Linked DNA regions of Homo sapiens: region 1 is linked to region 2. Evidence: chromatin loops called from intact Hi-C (ENCODE). Cell type or tissue: mammary epithelial cell. All regions are shown on one strand. Each heading gives the region's core, and the rest is flanking DNA. Links, peaks and the distances in the headings are about the cores only.

The links. Peaks named below come from ENCODE experiments on the same cell type or tissue, not always from the same donor. Only the 100,000 strongest peaks of a DNase experiment are listed, where the experiment ranks them.
Region 1: it touches region 2 in a loop (35-fold over the local background); 1 of 110 quality-filtered maps calls a loop at or near these places.

Annotation. Positions count from the first base shown.
Region 1 is chr19:3,247,066-3,254,759 of GRCh38, reverse strand. CELF5 (CUGBP Elav-like family member 5) reads right to left here. Exons shown (of 13, transcript NM_021938.4): 2 at 3,693-3,775. Among named protein-coding and RNA genes, the nearest start is that of CELF5, 26 kb to the right of the region's middle. In mammary epithelial cell, for the core only: a CTCF peak has its summit at 3,852 (motif pointing right); no DNase peak of the experiment used is centred there.
Region 2 is chr19:3,071,676-3,079,369 of GRCh38, reverse strand. LOC105372242 (a long non-coding RNA gene) reads left to right here and starts at 3,896. Exons shown (of 4, transcript XR_001754027.2): 1 at 3,896-4,009. RefSeq lists a silencer at 2,679-2,936 and an enhancer at 5,805-6,099. In mammary epithelial cell, for the core only: CTCF peaks have their summits at 3,233 (motif pointing left) and 5,263 (motif pointing right); no DNase peak of the experiment used is centred there; H3K4me3 peaks cover 176 bases.

The DNA of each region.
Region 1 (7,694 bases), core at 1,155-6,154, 180 kb before region 2:
GAGTGGGTGGATAGATGAGTGAGTGACTCAATGGATGAATGGTAGATGGATGGATGTGTGGGTGAATGGATGGGTGTGTGGCTGGATGGGAGAATGGAGGGATGCATAATAGATGTGTGGGTGGGTGGGTAGGTAATGAGTAGATGGGTGAATGAATGCATGGATGGATGGATGGATGGATGAATTGATGGGTGGATGGGTGGATGAATGGATAGAAACATGGATCAGTGTGTGAATGGATGGATGAAAGGGTAAATCAGTGGATGGATGGATAGATGGGTGGGTGGATGGATAGATGGATGGATGGATGGATGCGTAGATGGATGGACGTGTGGCTGGATGAGAGGATGGGTGGATGATGGATGTGTGGGTGGGTAGGTGGATGAGTAGATGGATGAATGAATGAATGGATAGGCAGGTAGATGGGTGACAGGTAGGCAGGCATGTAGACACATGGGCAGATGGGTGATGGGTGGATGGAAAGGTGCATGGATGGATGGAAGCTATGAATTTATGGGCTGACCCAGGGAGAGTAGGCATGGAGAGAAGGACAGAGTCCCCTCAAGATGGATGCAGAGAAGGAGCTGCTGGTGATTGCGGCATCTCTTCATCTCAAAGTGGACTCAGATCCAGGACACCAGCCTGGCAAGAAGGGCATGAGGTTTCGTGGCTCTTGGTCCTTCCACCCTCTTCCATCTTCCCTCCTGGCTGCCAACAGAGTGCAGAGCTCAGTTTTGGCCCCCAACAGGAAAAGAACCAGTTCCAAGGTCCCTAAGGCCTCAGACAGTGGAATAGAGACTGGGTTTGTGTCTCAGTTACCTTCATCAGGGAAATGAGGACAAAGGAATGGGGGAGAAGTGCTTAGCTGGGAGGACTCCTTAGAAGTGTTGGTAAATCTCCATCTATGTACAGATTTCTCTGGACAGAAGGACCAGAGCTTCCCCCAGGACCTGATGCCAAGCAAAAACATGGTTCACTAAACTTAGATGAATTAGGCAACAGCACAGGGTCTGGAGTCAGACTATGAAGGTCCAAATCCCCACTCTGCAGCTTGCAGGCTGCCTAACCTTGGACAAGTCCAGTATTGAGCTGGTTTGTTCCTTGAGTTCCTCCCTCCACCTTTGCCCCCCCTGCTCTGCACCCCTGGGCTTCTGGTGCTAGAATGTGGTGGAAATGATGGTGTGTAATTCCGAGGCTAGGGCTTAAAGGGGACTGTGGCTTCCTCCTTGATCACTCTTTGGTTACGTGTGCTGGGGGAAGATGCCATGTTGTAAGGAAGCTCAAGCAGCACTGTGGAGAAGCCCACGTGGTGAGAAACTGAGGCCTCCTGAACAGTCACTAGAGGGAGCCAGCTTGGAAGCAGATTCCTCAACCACAAACTCCTGCTGATATCTTGACTGTAACCTCCCTGAGCCAGGATCATGCAGCAAACTCAGTCCCAAATTCCTGACCCCTGGTAGCTGTGAAATAACAAGTGCTTATTGTTTGAAGTCTTTATTTTGGGGATAATTTGTTATGCAGCAATAAATAACTAATATGGTCCCTAGAACTCTGCTGTGCCCCTGGGCACTAATCTGTATGGACTGACCTGCCCTCCAGCTTCTGGTTGGTTTGATTTTTTGTTCGGTTGTGGGATTTCTTTCTTTCTTTTTTTTTTTAATGTACTTTTTTAGCTTCTGGTTGGTTTGGGTAGGCACCAGCAGAAGGTCCAAGATGAACAGTGAATTCAGGGAATTTACCGCAGACTCTAGATCACTTTTGCACATGCTGTTCCTTCTGCCTGGAGTGCCCTTCCATGCCATCTTTCAGGTTTTTTCTCAAATGTCACATCCTCAGTGAAGCCCTCCACTGAGCACCTTCTCTATAGATTGCTAGCCCACCCTGCCCTGTTATTCTCTTCCAGTGCTGAAGATCAGAGAGGTTAAGTCACTGGCTTACTGTCACACAGCAAGGATGGAGCTGAGCAACGAGCCCACAGATGTGGCTGCCAGACCCCACACTCTAACTTGCATCACATCACACCCAAAAGAGGGGCTCTCTATTCTTCAAGACCAAGCAGAGGCCACCCCCAGGCCCAGAACCTTCCAATGCTCATGGAGAATCAAGTCAAACTCATGCCATGACCTCGGGTCCCTGGAAGGCGCACGTCAGATTTCCTACAGTCAGCCAAGCACGAAGGCTACGAATGCCCTGATGTCCCTGGAGGCTGAAAGGTCCCTGAGAATTCCGGAGGGAAGGGTGAGCTCCCTGCCCCAGAGCTCACAAGGTGGGGCGCCGTGGCTCACTGTGGTTCCTTCAGTCTCCATCAAGAGGCATGGCCTGGGGACCCGGATTGACTGGCTCAGGGAGACCACTCATCCTTCACTGGGGGCAGGGGCCTCCTGCCCACCCAAAGAGGACAAAGCTGACCAGGAGAGACTCATCAGGCTGGGTGTGCTGGCTCACACCTGTAATCCCAGCACTTTGGGAGGCCGAAGCAGGAGGAACGCTTGAGCCAGGAGTTCAGGATCAGCCCGGGCAATATAATGAGACCCCGTCTCTACAAAAATTAAAAAATTAGCCACGTGTGATGGCATGCACCTATAGTCCCAGCTACTCAGGAGGCCGAGGTAGGAGGATCACTTGACCCCAGGAGGTGGAGGCTGCAGTGAGCCATTGTACTCCAGCCTGGGTAACAGAGCAAGACCCTGTCTCAAAAAATAAAAATAAGGAGAGACTCATCAGAGACAGCACCCAGGCCAGCCTCCTCTGCAGACAGAAATTGTGATGAAGAAGCCCCTGTGTTGGCCGGGCCTGGTGGCTCGCACCTATAATCCCAGCACTTTGGGAGGCCGAGGTGTGCAGATCACTTGAGGTCAAGAGTTTGAGACCAGCCTGGCCAATATGGCAAAACCCCGTCTCTACTAAAAATACAAAAATTAGCCAGGCATGGTGGTGCACGCCTGTAATCCCAGCTACTTGGGAGGCTGAGGCAGGAGAATCACTTGAACCTGGGAGGCGGAGGTTGCAGTGAACCGAGATCATGACACTGCACTCCAGCGTGGGTGACAAAGCGAGACTCCATCTCAACAACAACAACAACAACAAAAAAAAAAAAAAAAAAAAAAGAAGCCCTTGTGTTAAGGAACTGTGGCTCCGTTTGCACCATAAAGACAAGCGAGGAAAATCATTTTCCTTTTTATAGTGAGAAGCAAGCATGGTCTATGCTTCTCCCCATGGTCCACACAGCCTTCAGCAACCAGCCCTGTCACCTCCCCTGCCCTTCCCGCCTTTCTTTCTCCACCTCCTCACTCTGTTCCAGCCACACGGGCCTCCTCCCTGTTCCTCCAACACGTCAGGCATGGTCCTCCCCCGGGCCTTGGCACATGCTGTGCCCTCTGCCTGCTAATGCTTCCTTATCCTTCAGGTCTCAACCCAAAGACAACGACACACTGGGCCAGGTGCCCTTGTGCAGTATACAACCTGCACAACCACACACAACCACTCTGGTATGAAATATAGAGCACGGCACACAGTAGGCACTCAATAAATGCACACTATTATGATGATTTCTATACCTCTGCTCCTCATACCTCTTTCTGAGTCCCGAGACACACAGAATTCACAGCCAATCTCAGGAAGAGCCTTGGCTCCCACCCCAGGCTGAGAGCCATCCCCTGTCCCCTCCTCCCCAGACACCACACAGGACTCACTCCGGGCAAGGTCTTCTGCTCGTGCAGGGCAGTCTGAGCTTTGATGGCGGAATCCCTGGCACAGTAGGTGAGGAAGGCACAGCCTGGAAGGGAGAGAAACGGGGGTGTTAAGAGAGCACGGGCACACCCATGGTCACAGCAGCACCACCCACAGTGGCCACTAGGTGGAAGCAACCCAAGCTTCCATCCACAGATGCATAGATCTACACAACCTGGTGCATCCACGCAACGGAATATTATTCAGCCAAGAAAAGGAAGGAAATTCTGACACAGGCTGCAACATGGATGCACCTTGAGAATGTCACTCTCAGTGAAATAAGCCAGACACAGAAGGACAAATCCTGTGTGATTCCACTCCTAGGAGGTCCCTAGAGTCATCAGATTCACACAGACAGAAAGTAAAATGGGGAGGTGCCAGGGGCTGGGGAGGGGAATGAGGACTGAGTGTATCATGGGGACAGAGTTTCAGTTTGGGAAGATGAGAAAGTTCTGGAGATGATGGTGGTGATGGTTGCACAACCGTGTGAATATGCTTAATACCACTGAGCTGTGCAATTTTTATTTTTATTTATTTATTTTGAGACGGAGTCTGGCTCTGTCACCCAGGCTGGAGTGCAGTGGCGCGATCTCGGCTCACTGCAAGCTCTGCCTCCCGGGTTCACGTCATTCTCCTGCCTCAGCCTCCCGAGTAGCTGGGACTACAGGCGCCCGCCACCATGCTTGGCTAATTTTTTTGTATTTTTAGTAGAGGCGGGGTTTCACCGTGTTAGCCAGGATGGTCTCGATCTCCTGACCTCGTGATCTGCCCGCCTCGGCCTCCCGAAGTGCTGGGATTACAGGCGTGAGCCACCGCACCCGGCCTGAACCATGCATTTAAAATGGTTAAGACGGTACATTTGAAGTTGTGTATATCTTATTACAATCTCAAAAAATAAAAAGAGAAGAGGATGCTGAAGCCACCATGTTTTGGGAGGGGACAGTCGAAGTGGCTCAGTGTTTTCCACCCGTTCCACCCCTGCACACACATACACCCCCGCAAAGGGTGAGACCAGGAAGAGGGAGAGGAGGTCCAGCCATTAACAAAGTCAGTGGCTGAGCTCAGAAAAGAGATGCTGAGAGCCCTGGACAAGGTGGGGTGAGGGGAGTGGGCAGAGGGGCTGCCCAGCGGGGAGGATGGGGAGGGCACTAGTGGTCCCAGAAAGATGGAAGAAGGCCTGGCCCTGGGATAGGGAGCAGTGGGCTCTGCCACTGACCAGCAGTGTAGCCTTGGATCATGCGCTCCCCCTCTCTGGGCCTCACCTTCCCCTATCAGAGGGAGAGGGGATGGTCTGAGAGGACCACAAGTTGGACCAGCCAATGGATGGGGGTGGAGCTTGAGAGGGTGTGGCATGGTGGCAGAAATCAGGACCAATCAGGAGAGGTGAGGGGCGGGGCCAGCCCCGGAGTGGCCCAGAGTGAGGCTGGGATTGGATGACATTAGGGATGGGAGGCAAGGGGCGGGGCCAGCCCATAGAGTGGCCCAGAGTGAGGCTGTGATTGGGCAACATTAGGGATCGGAGGGTGGGAAGCGAGGGGCGGGGCCAGCCCTCTGGTGGCCCAGAGTGAGGCTGTGATTGGGCGACGTTAGGGGTGGGAGACCAGAGACGTTGACAGAGACAGAGACAGGAGACAAGCAAGTCAAGAGAACCCGCCCTCGCCCTGAAAGCCTAATTAGATCAAAAGTATTTTGAAAGACGTTTCCCCAAGGTGGGGTAGGGATTGCACACAGGAGGTCAGGGGTCCTGGGATGGATACAGGGGACTGAGTGGTCCTGTCTGGGGACCTGTGAAATGAGACCATCGTGGGCTGCTCCGATGTTGTCAAACCCTCGGTTCCCCCTCAAACCCCGCCCCCTATGGTCCCTGGTCTCCCAGGGACACGCTGTACGGAGCTCCACGGTGTCCACTTCTCCAGGCAGGAGCTAATTAAAGTGGCCACCTGCTGGTCGCTCCCGCCAGCTGGGCTGTGTGGTGGGGAGGGGGTAGGGAATCCGAGGGAACCCACCCCAGGTCCAAAAAGCCCCCTGGAACCCTGGGGGTACCAGGCAGAGCTGACAACAGTTTCCAGCATTAAGAAAAGAAAGAAAAGAAAAGAAAAGAAAAGAAAGAAAGAAAGAAAGAAAGGAAGGAAGGAAGGAAGGAAGGAAGGAAGGAAGGAAGGAAGGAAGGAAGGAAGAAAGAAAGAAAAAAGTTTGTAGTAGGAATGTAAAATGGTACGGCTGCTGCAGAAAACAGTTTGACAGTTCCTCCAGAAACGAAACACAAAATTACCACGGAAGCCAGCAATTCCACGTCTGGGTGTATATTCAGAAGAATTGAAAGCAGGGACTCGAACAGAGATATTTGTATAACAATGTTGACAGCAGTAAGATTCACAGTGGCCGGAAGGCGGAAGCAACCCAGGCGTCCATTCACAGATGAAGGGATCGATACAATACGGTCGACCCACACAGTGGAATATTATCCAGCCACAAAAAGGAAGGAAATTCTGATACCTGACACAACGTGGGTGAACCTTGAGAACACCATGCTCGGTGAAATAAGCCAGACACAAAACGACAGACAGAGGTTTCATAGGAGGACCACAGAGCCATCAGATTCACAGAGATGGAAATCAGGATGGGGGGTGCCAGGGGCTGGGGAGGGGGATGGGGAGTGAGTGTTTCACAGGGATACAGTTTCAGTTTGGGAAGATGAGAACGTTCTGGAGGCCAGGCAAGGTGACTCTCGCCTGTCATCCCAGCACTTTAGGAGGCCAAGGTGGGAGGATCACTTGAGCCCAGGAGCTGGAGGCTGCAGTGAGCTATGATAGCACCACTGCAATCCAGCCTAGGCAACAGAGTGAGACCCTGTCTCTAAAATAAAGTAAAATAAAAGTTCTGAAGATCAGATAGTGGTGATGATTGCAGAACAATATGAATGTACTTAATGCCACTGAACTCTATGCTTAAAAATGGTTAAGATGGGCCGGGTGCGGTGGTGCACACCTGTAATCCCAGCACTTTGGGAGGCAGAGGCCGGTGGATCATCTGAGGTCAGGAGTTCAAGACCAGCCTGGCCCAAAAGGCGAAACTCCATCTTTACTAAAAATACAAAAAAAATTAGCCAGGTGTGGTGGTGGGAACCTGCTATTCTAGCTACTCGGGAGGCTGAGTCATGAGAATCGTTTGAACCCGGGCGGCAGAGTTTGCAATGAGCCAAGATCACGCCACTGCACTCCAGCCTGGGCAACAGAGCAAAGTGCTTTCTCAATTAAAAAAAAATTTTTTAACGGTACATTTCATATTATGCATATATCACCACAATAAACATTGTAATTGGGATATATTACCAATGTACCCCTCTGAAAAGTGCAGAACACGTAAGCGTGCAATGTAACAAATGATTATAAATCCATACAACCATCTCTATGTCTCGACCCAAGACAACTATGTCACACTATGTCTTGGGTCGAGACATAGAAAGAGAGACCGGGCGCAGTGGCTCATGCCTGTAATCCCAGCACTTTGGGAGGCTGAGGCGGGAGGATCACTTGAGTTCACAATTTCAAGACCAGCCTGGGCAACATGGCGAAAACCCATCTCTATAAAAAATACAAAAATTAGGCCGGGCGTGATGGCTCACGCCTGTAATCCCAGCACTTTGGGAGGCCAAGGCAGGTGGATCACGAGGTCAGGAGATCGAGACCATCCTGGCTAACACGGTGAAACCCTATCTCTACTAAAAATACAAAAAATTAGTCGGGCGTGGTGGCAGGGGCCTGTAGTCCCAGCTACTCGGGAGGCCAAGGCAGGAGGATCGCTTGAGCCCAGGGTGTGGAGGTTGCAGTGAGCTGTGATTGTGCCACTGCACTCCAGCCTGGGTGACACAGTCAGACTGTCTCAACAACAAAAGTAAAAAGTGGCAGCCACCATGAAGCCACCAGAAGTCCTAGTGTCCCCCACCCCAGCACAACCCCCTCCAT
Region 2 (7,694 bases), core at 955-5,954:
ATCAGGAGTTCGAGACCAGCCTGGCCAACATGGCAAACTCTCGTCTCTACTAAAAATACAAAAACTAGCTGGGTGTGGTGATGCATGCCTGCAATTCCAGGTACTAGGGAGGCTGAGTCACAAGAATTGCTTGAACCCAGGAGGCGGAGGTTGCAGTGAGCTGAGATCATGCCACTGCACTCCAGCCTGGGCGACAGCGAAACTCCATCTAAAAAAAAAAAAAAGAGAGAGAGAGAGAATCCATGAATCTATTTGGAAAATAGACAGATAAATAAAGTGAGAAGGAGGCATTTATATTTATTTATTTACTTTTGAGTCAGAGTCTCACTCTGTCACCCAGGCTGGAGTGCAGTGGTGCAATCATGGCTCACTTCAGCTTCAACCTCCTGGGCTCAAGCTATCCTCCCACCTCAGCCTCCCAAAGTGCTGAGATTACAGGTGTGAGCCACCGTGCCGGGCTACCACTATTTTTTTTTTAATTTATTTTTTTGAGATGGAGTTTTGTTCTTGTCACCCATGCTGGAATGCAATGGCACGATATCGGCTCACTGCAACCTCCGCCTTCCAGGTTCAAGCGATTCTCCTGCCTCAGCCTCCTGAGTAGCTGGGATTACAGGCTCCCACCACCACACCCGGCTAATTTTTGCATTTTTAATAGAGATGGTGTTTCACCATGTTGGCCAGGCTGGTCTTGAACTCCTGACCTCAGGTCATCTGCCCACCTAGGCCTCCCAAAGTGCTGGGATTACAGGTGTGAGCCTTGGTGCCTGGCTCATTCATTTTTTTCTACAGTGGAAGGGCCTGGGGATGTTTCTGGAGTGCGTGATTCCCAGTCGCTATTTTAATTATTATTTTTTTCAGTCTGTGGGTGGAGAAATCAATTCAGTGGATCATGACCCATATATATTTTTTAAATGAAGTAGAATAGGAAACATCACAGTGCGTGGTGCTTTGCAGAGCGAAGAGTTATCTTGTGCAATTTTTATTGGGGTTATGCAGGTACTTAAACCTCTGTCCTGAGTACATGTGTGTATATGTGTGTTTGGGAGGCCGAGGCGGGCGGATCACCTGAGGCCAGGAGTTCGAGACCAGACTGGCCAATATGGCGAAACCCCATCTCTACTAAAAAATACAAAAATTAGCCAGGCATGGTGGCGGGCACTTGGAGTCCCAGCTACTCAGGAGGCTGAGGCAGGAGAATCACTTTTACCTGGGTGGAGATGTGATGGTCAAGAAAAGTTTACAGCTCCCTCACCTCATATAACTGCTTCTTTCTTTCTTTCTTCCTTTCTTTCTTTCTTTCTTCCTTCCTTTCTTTCTTCCTTCCTTCCTTCCTTCCTTCCTTTCTTTCTCTCTCTCTCTCTCTCTCTCTCTCTCTCTTTCTTTCTTTCTTTCTTTCTTTTGAAATGGAGTCTCACTTAGTCACCCAGGCTGGAGTGCAGTGGCGCGATCTCAGCTCACTGCAAACTCCACCTCCTGGGTTCGCGCCATTCTCCTGCCTCAGCCTCCCGAGTAGCTGGGACTACAGGCGCCCGCCACCACACCCGGCTAATTTTTTTGTATTTTTAGTAGAGACGGGGTTTCACTGTGTTAGCCAGGATGGTCTTTATCTCCTGACCTCGTGATCCGCCCATCTCGGCCTCCCAAAGTGCTGGGATTACAGGCGTGAGACACTGCGCCTGGCCATAACTGCTTATTTCATAATTTAAATATATTTATGTGTGGGCTGGGCACGGTGGCTTACACCTGTAATCACAACACTTTGGGAGGCTGAGGTGGGTGGATCATGAGGTCAGGAGTTCAAGACCAGCCTGGCCAATGTGGCAAAACCTCGTCTCTACTAAAAATACAAAAATTAGCAGGGTACAGTGGTAGGTGCCTGTAATCCCAGCTACCCGGGAGGCTGAGGCAGGAGAATAACTTGAACCCGGGAGGTGGAGGTTGCAGTGAGCCGAGATCGTGCCATTGCATTCTAGCCTGGGCGACAACAGCAAGACTCCATCTCAAAAAAACTAAATAAAAATAAAATAAACAAATAAATATTTATATGTGTGATGAGTTGATTCACTAGAAAGGAATTTTTGGCCGGCTGCGGTGGCTCACGCCTGTAATCCCAGCACTTTGGGAGGCTGAGGCAGGCGGACCACGAGGTCAGGAGATCGAGACCATCCTGGCTAACATGGTGAAACCCCGTCTCTACTAAAAATACAAAAAATTAGCTGGATGTGGTGGTGGGCACCTGTAGTCCCAGCTACTCGGGAGGCTGAGGCAGGAGAATGGCATGAACCTGGGAGGCAGAGCTTGCAGTGAACCGAGATCGTGCCACTGCACTCCAGCCTGGTTGACAGAGCGAGACTCTGTCTCAAAAAAAATTAAAAAAAAAAGAAAGGAATTCTCAGGTGGCGGTGATTTTGCACCCCTTGATCAAGAGATTGACAGCAGTGTCTGGGGACATTTCTGGTTGTCGGGACTTGGAGGAGGTGCTGCTGGCATGGAGTGGGTGGATGCCAGGGACTCCGCTCAGGACCCTGCAGTGCCCAAGGCGGCCTCATCCTAGAGGACAATCCAGCCTTGAATGTCCACAGTGTCTAGAATGGGGATCTCTTAGTTAATTATTTGGGGGGAAAATTGAGTCTGCTCCCTGCTCACACCAGAAAGCAGAATAAGCTCCCGATGGGGCAGATGGTACAAACCATGGGGACCCTTGGGATTCACCTCCTCTCTCCCTCCCCACTCAGGGTGTGGATTTCAATGTGTGTAGCCACCTGGGACCTCAGCAGGGCAGAGGATCATGGGATCCAGAGTCTCTTGGGGGTCTGCGGAATCCCCTAACCCAGGGATTCTAACCTGGAGGATGATTCTGCTCCCAGGGGGCACTGGGTGATGTCTGGGGACATCTGTGGTTGTCACGACTGGGGCGTGCGCCTGGCATGGAGTGAGTGGAGGCCAGGGACGCTGCTCAGCACCCTGCAGTGCCCAGGACAGCCCCACCCCAGAGAACCATCCCTCCCGTAAAGTCCACGGTGAGAAAGCATGGATAAGACTCTCTGATTTACTGAGCTGTCCCAGCACACAGCCTGGCACACAGCAGGTGCTCGCAAAGGATTTGTAAGCCGAGGGGCTGCTGTCTCCAAACCCCCAGCGGCCTGGCTCACCCTCCTGGGGAGAGGGCAGGTGCAGGCGACCTGAGCCAAGGTGCGCGAGATCCTGATGACACACTGCCCCCGTGTGGGCATCCGTGGAACAGCGGCCGGCGGCACGGGCGCCGCGTGGGTGGGGGGCGGGGAGCGTTTGCACCCGGGGAGGTCTCCGCGCTGCGCGGCCCGCTAGGACTTTCTGCCACATCGCCTACATTCTAGCTCCGTGGCGTCCCACGTGGTGGTCACTGGTGGGCTGCTGAGCCCCTGAACCGTGGCCAGGGCAACTGAGGAAATGCATCTTTCATCTCATTTTTATCTATCTATCTATCTATCTATCTATCTATCTACAGCTTGTCACTGCTACCTAGGCTGGAATGCAGGGCCGCGATCATAGCTCACAGCAGCCTCGACCTCCTGGGTTCAATCAATCCTCCCGCCTCGACCTCCCAAAGCGCTGGGGTTAATTACAGCCTGGCCCGTTTCCATCCATCTCAGTGTAAACCTAAGTAACCATGCATGGTTGGTGGCTATCGAGCTCTGGAATGAGGTCTCTCCCCTGGCCGCTGTGGACATTTGGAGCCAGATAGTTCTCTGGGATGAAGCCGTCTTGGGCACTGCAGGGTGCTGAGCAGCATCCGTGGCCTCCACCCACTCCATGCCAAGAGTACCCACCATTGTGACAACCACAAATGTCCCCAGACATCACCCAGTGCCCCCTGGGAGCAGAATCACCCTGGTTGAGACCCCCTGGGTTATGGGATTCCACGGACCCCCCCAAGAGACTCTGTGTCCCATGATCATCTGCCCTACTGGGTCTAGGAGGCTGTACACATTGAAATCCACACCCTCAGTGGGGAGGGAGAGAGGAGGTGAGTCCCAGGAGCTGGGGCCCCCTGGTTTACGCTGTCTGGCCCATTGGGAGTTTATCCTGGTCTCTGGTGTGAGCAGAGATTGGACTCAATTTTTGTGGCTCATGCCTGTAACCCCAGGTCTTTGGGAGGCTGAGGTGGGCGGATCATTTGAGGTCAGGAGTTCAAAACCAGCCTGGCCAAACTGGTGAAACCCCATCTCTACTAAAAATACAAAAATCAGCTGGGTGTGGTCATGGGCAGCTGGAATGCCAGCTACTCGGGAGGCTGAAGCAGGAGAATTGCTTGAGCCTGGGAGGTGGACGTTGCAGTGAGCCAAGATCATGCCACTGCACTCCAGCCTGGGCAACAGAGCAAGACTCTGTCTCAAAAAAACAAACAACAAAAAACCCCACAAAATTTGGCCAGGTACAGTGGCTCACAAATGTGATCCCAACAATTTGGGAGGCCGAGGCAGGTGGATCGATTGAGCCCAGTATTTCAAAACCAGTCTGGGTAACATAGGGAGACCCCTTCTCTACAAAAAAATTTAAAATTAGCCAGGTGTGGTGGTGTGCACCTGTAGTCCCAGCTACTCAGGAAGCTGAGCTGGGAGGATCATTTGAGCCTGGGAGGTGGAGGCGCAGTGAACTATGATCATGCACTGCACTCCAGCCTGGGGGACAGAGCCAGACCCTGTCTCTGAAATTTAAAAAAAAAAAAAAAAAAAAAGTAGTAATAACTGCGCCTACCTTGAAGGCCTGGATCAGTGCTGGGGCTCTGAGAAAATTTGGTAAACCTCAGCCATTTATGATAAAGGGGATGATTATTTTGCTGGGAGGAGAGGTTAGAGGTATCTGAGTAACAGAGCAAGAATAGTGGCTCTGGCTCCTACAGGACCATAGTATATGCCCACAGCCCACTAGATAGATGGGAAAGCAGATAGATGGGACCAGAGAGGGACAGCCACTTGTCCAGAGACACAGAGCCCACCTGTCGTAAAGCTGAGGCTGGCACTTACCCCTTGGGTGTCTATGGGGAGGCAATGGGGCCTCTGGAGGGCAGGCCAAGTAGGCAGCCACACTTCCCTGCTCCCCACAGTCCCCCGGTATCCCCAGGGAGACATCTGCAGGAGTCAGCCTACTAATCACCTAATTAGTGCACAGCCCCCGGGAAATGCTGGGAACACCTTTTAAAGGCCCTTAAACACCCCAACAGTGACTCACAGTCCTGCCAACACCAGGCTCCCAAGGCCGGCAGCTGGGGGCGCTGGGGACGGTGAAAAGCACAAAAACAAAACACATTTGGCCCAGTGCAGTGGCTCATGCCTGTAATCACAACACTTTGGGCAGCCAAGGGGGGGCGGGTGGCTTGAGTCTAGGAGTTCAAGACCAGCCTGGGCAACATAAAAAGACCCCCATCTCAAAACCACAACAGGCCAGGCGTGGTGTCTCATGCCTGTAATCCCTGCACTTCGGGGAACTGAGGCGGGCAGATCACGAGGTCAGGAGTTCGAGACCAGCCTGGCCTACATGGTGAAATACCATCTCTAGAAAAATACAAAAATTAGGCCAGGCGCAGTGGCTCATGCCTGTAATCCCAGCACTTTGTGCGGCCGAGGCGGGTGGATCACGAGGTCAGGAGATTGAGACCATCCTGGCCAACATGCTGAAACCCTGTCTCTACTAAAAATATAAAAATTAGACAGGTGTGGTGGCATGCGCCTGTAGTCCCAGCTACTTGGATGCTGAGGAAGGAGAATCACTTGAACCCGGGAGGTGGAGGTTGCAGTAAGCCAGGATCATGCCACTGCACTCCAGCCTGAGCAACATAATGAGACTCCATCTCCCCCCTCCAAAAAAAAAAAAAAAAAAAGATTGAAATGGAAAAGTCATGTGACCCAAGATTGGCCAATCAGAGTATTCCAGCCAGAACATAGGGATTATATCAGGGATGTCATGTCACCTAAGCCTGGCCAATGAGAATGAGTCCTGAGACATGCTGTAATTAAGCAGAAGGAATTGGCTGGAGTTGCTGAGCTGGGAGGATGAAAGCTTACAGCTGCTGGGGAACGGTGTTTGTTTGCTGCCATGGGAGACAGCTGTCCCAGCTATGCACAGTGACACAGGATCCCGATAATGTTGGAGCCCCTGGATCAAGCCATGCCTGAAGTCAGCCCTAATGTCATGAATGTTCAGTTCCATGGACTTAAGCCATTCCGTTTTTTTTTTTTTGTTATTGTTATTCCGTTGTCACATCCACTCAAAAAATACGACGTGAGATGAGAGACTGCTGCACTGAACAAGTTGATGGGGATATGAGCCAGGATGGTAACCCTATAGTTAGTGGGAATTGATTGGATTCTGGGTATATTGGTAAAGCTGGAGCCAATGGGATTGCTGAGGGATTATAACCACATATGTTTGTATAGTGATTTTATTAATGTCTGGCTCCCCTGCTAGGCTGTAAGGTTGGAGCTATGTGGGTCACTGTATCCCTAATATCTAGACGAAGACCAGGCGTGCAAGTGTTCAATAAAGCCATGTTGTGTGACAGAGCTCTGGGGGTGGAGAGGAAGGCAGACAAAATCCATGATCGCCCCTTTGTGAGCCACAGTTTCCTCATCTGGAATATGGGGATAATAAATAATTACTGTCAGCCAGGCACAGTGGCTCACGCCTGTAATCCCAGTACTTTGGGAGGCCAAGGCAGGTGGATCACCTGAGGTCAAGAGTTTGAGAGCAGCCTGGTCAACATGGCAAAACCCTGTCTCTACTAAGAATAAAAAATTAAGGCAGGGCACGGTGGCTCACGCCTGTAATCCCAGCACTTTGGGAGGCTGAGGCGGGCGGATCACAAGGTCAGGAAATCGAGACCCTCCTGGCCAACATGGTGAAACCCCATATCTACTAACATACAAAAAATTAGCCAGGCATGGCGGCACACTCCTGTAATCCCAGCTGCTGGGGAGGCTGAGGCAGGGGAATCACTTGAACCCAGAAGGTGGAGGTTGCAGTGAGCCAAGATCGCGCCACTGCACTCCAGTCTGGCAACAGAGCAAGACTCCGTCTCCAAAAACAAACAAACAAAAAAACACAAAAATTAGCCAGGCATGGTGGCACACATCTTTAATCCCAGCCATTTGGGAGGCTGAGGCAGGAGAATTGCTTGAACTCGGGAGGAGAGGCAGAGGTTGCAGTGAGCCGAGATCCAGATCATGCCACTGCACTCCAGCCTGGGGGACAGAGCAAGACTCCATCTCCAGATAAATAAATACTAACTCATTCTTTCATTTCACTAAGACCTGATGTTTGCACTGAGTAGAAATTCTTTGCCAGACCCCAAGCTGTGCCCTGGGACACAGCAGTGCAGAAGGCAGTCCGCTCCTTACTCTCATGGATCTTTCAGGGTGACAGATAATAAAGATGACAGCTGGCCTGCCTGGTGGCTCACGCATCTAGTCCCAGCACTTTGAGGGGCTGAGGTGGGAGGGTCACTTGAGGCCAGGAATTCGAGGCTGCAATCAGCTATGATGGCACCACTGTTCTCCAGCCTGCATGACAGCCCAAGACACTGACTAAAAAAATAAAATAAAATTAGGCCAGGCACGATGGTTCATGCCTGTAATCCCAGCACTCTGGAAGGCCAAGGTGGGAGGACTGCTTGACCCCAAGAGTTCAAGACAAGCCTGGGCAACATAGTGAGA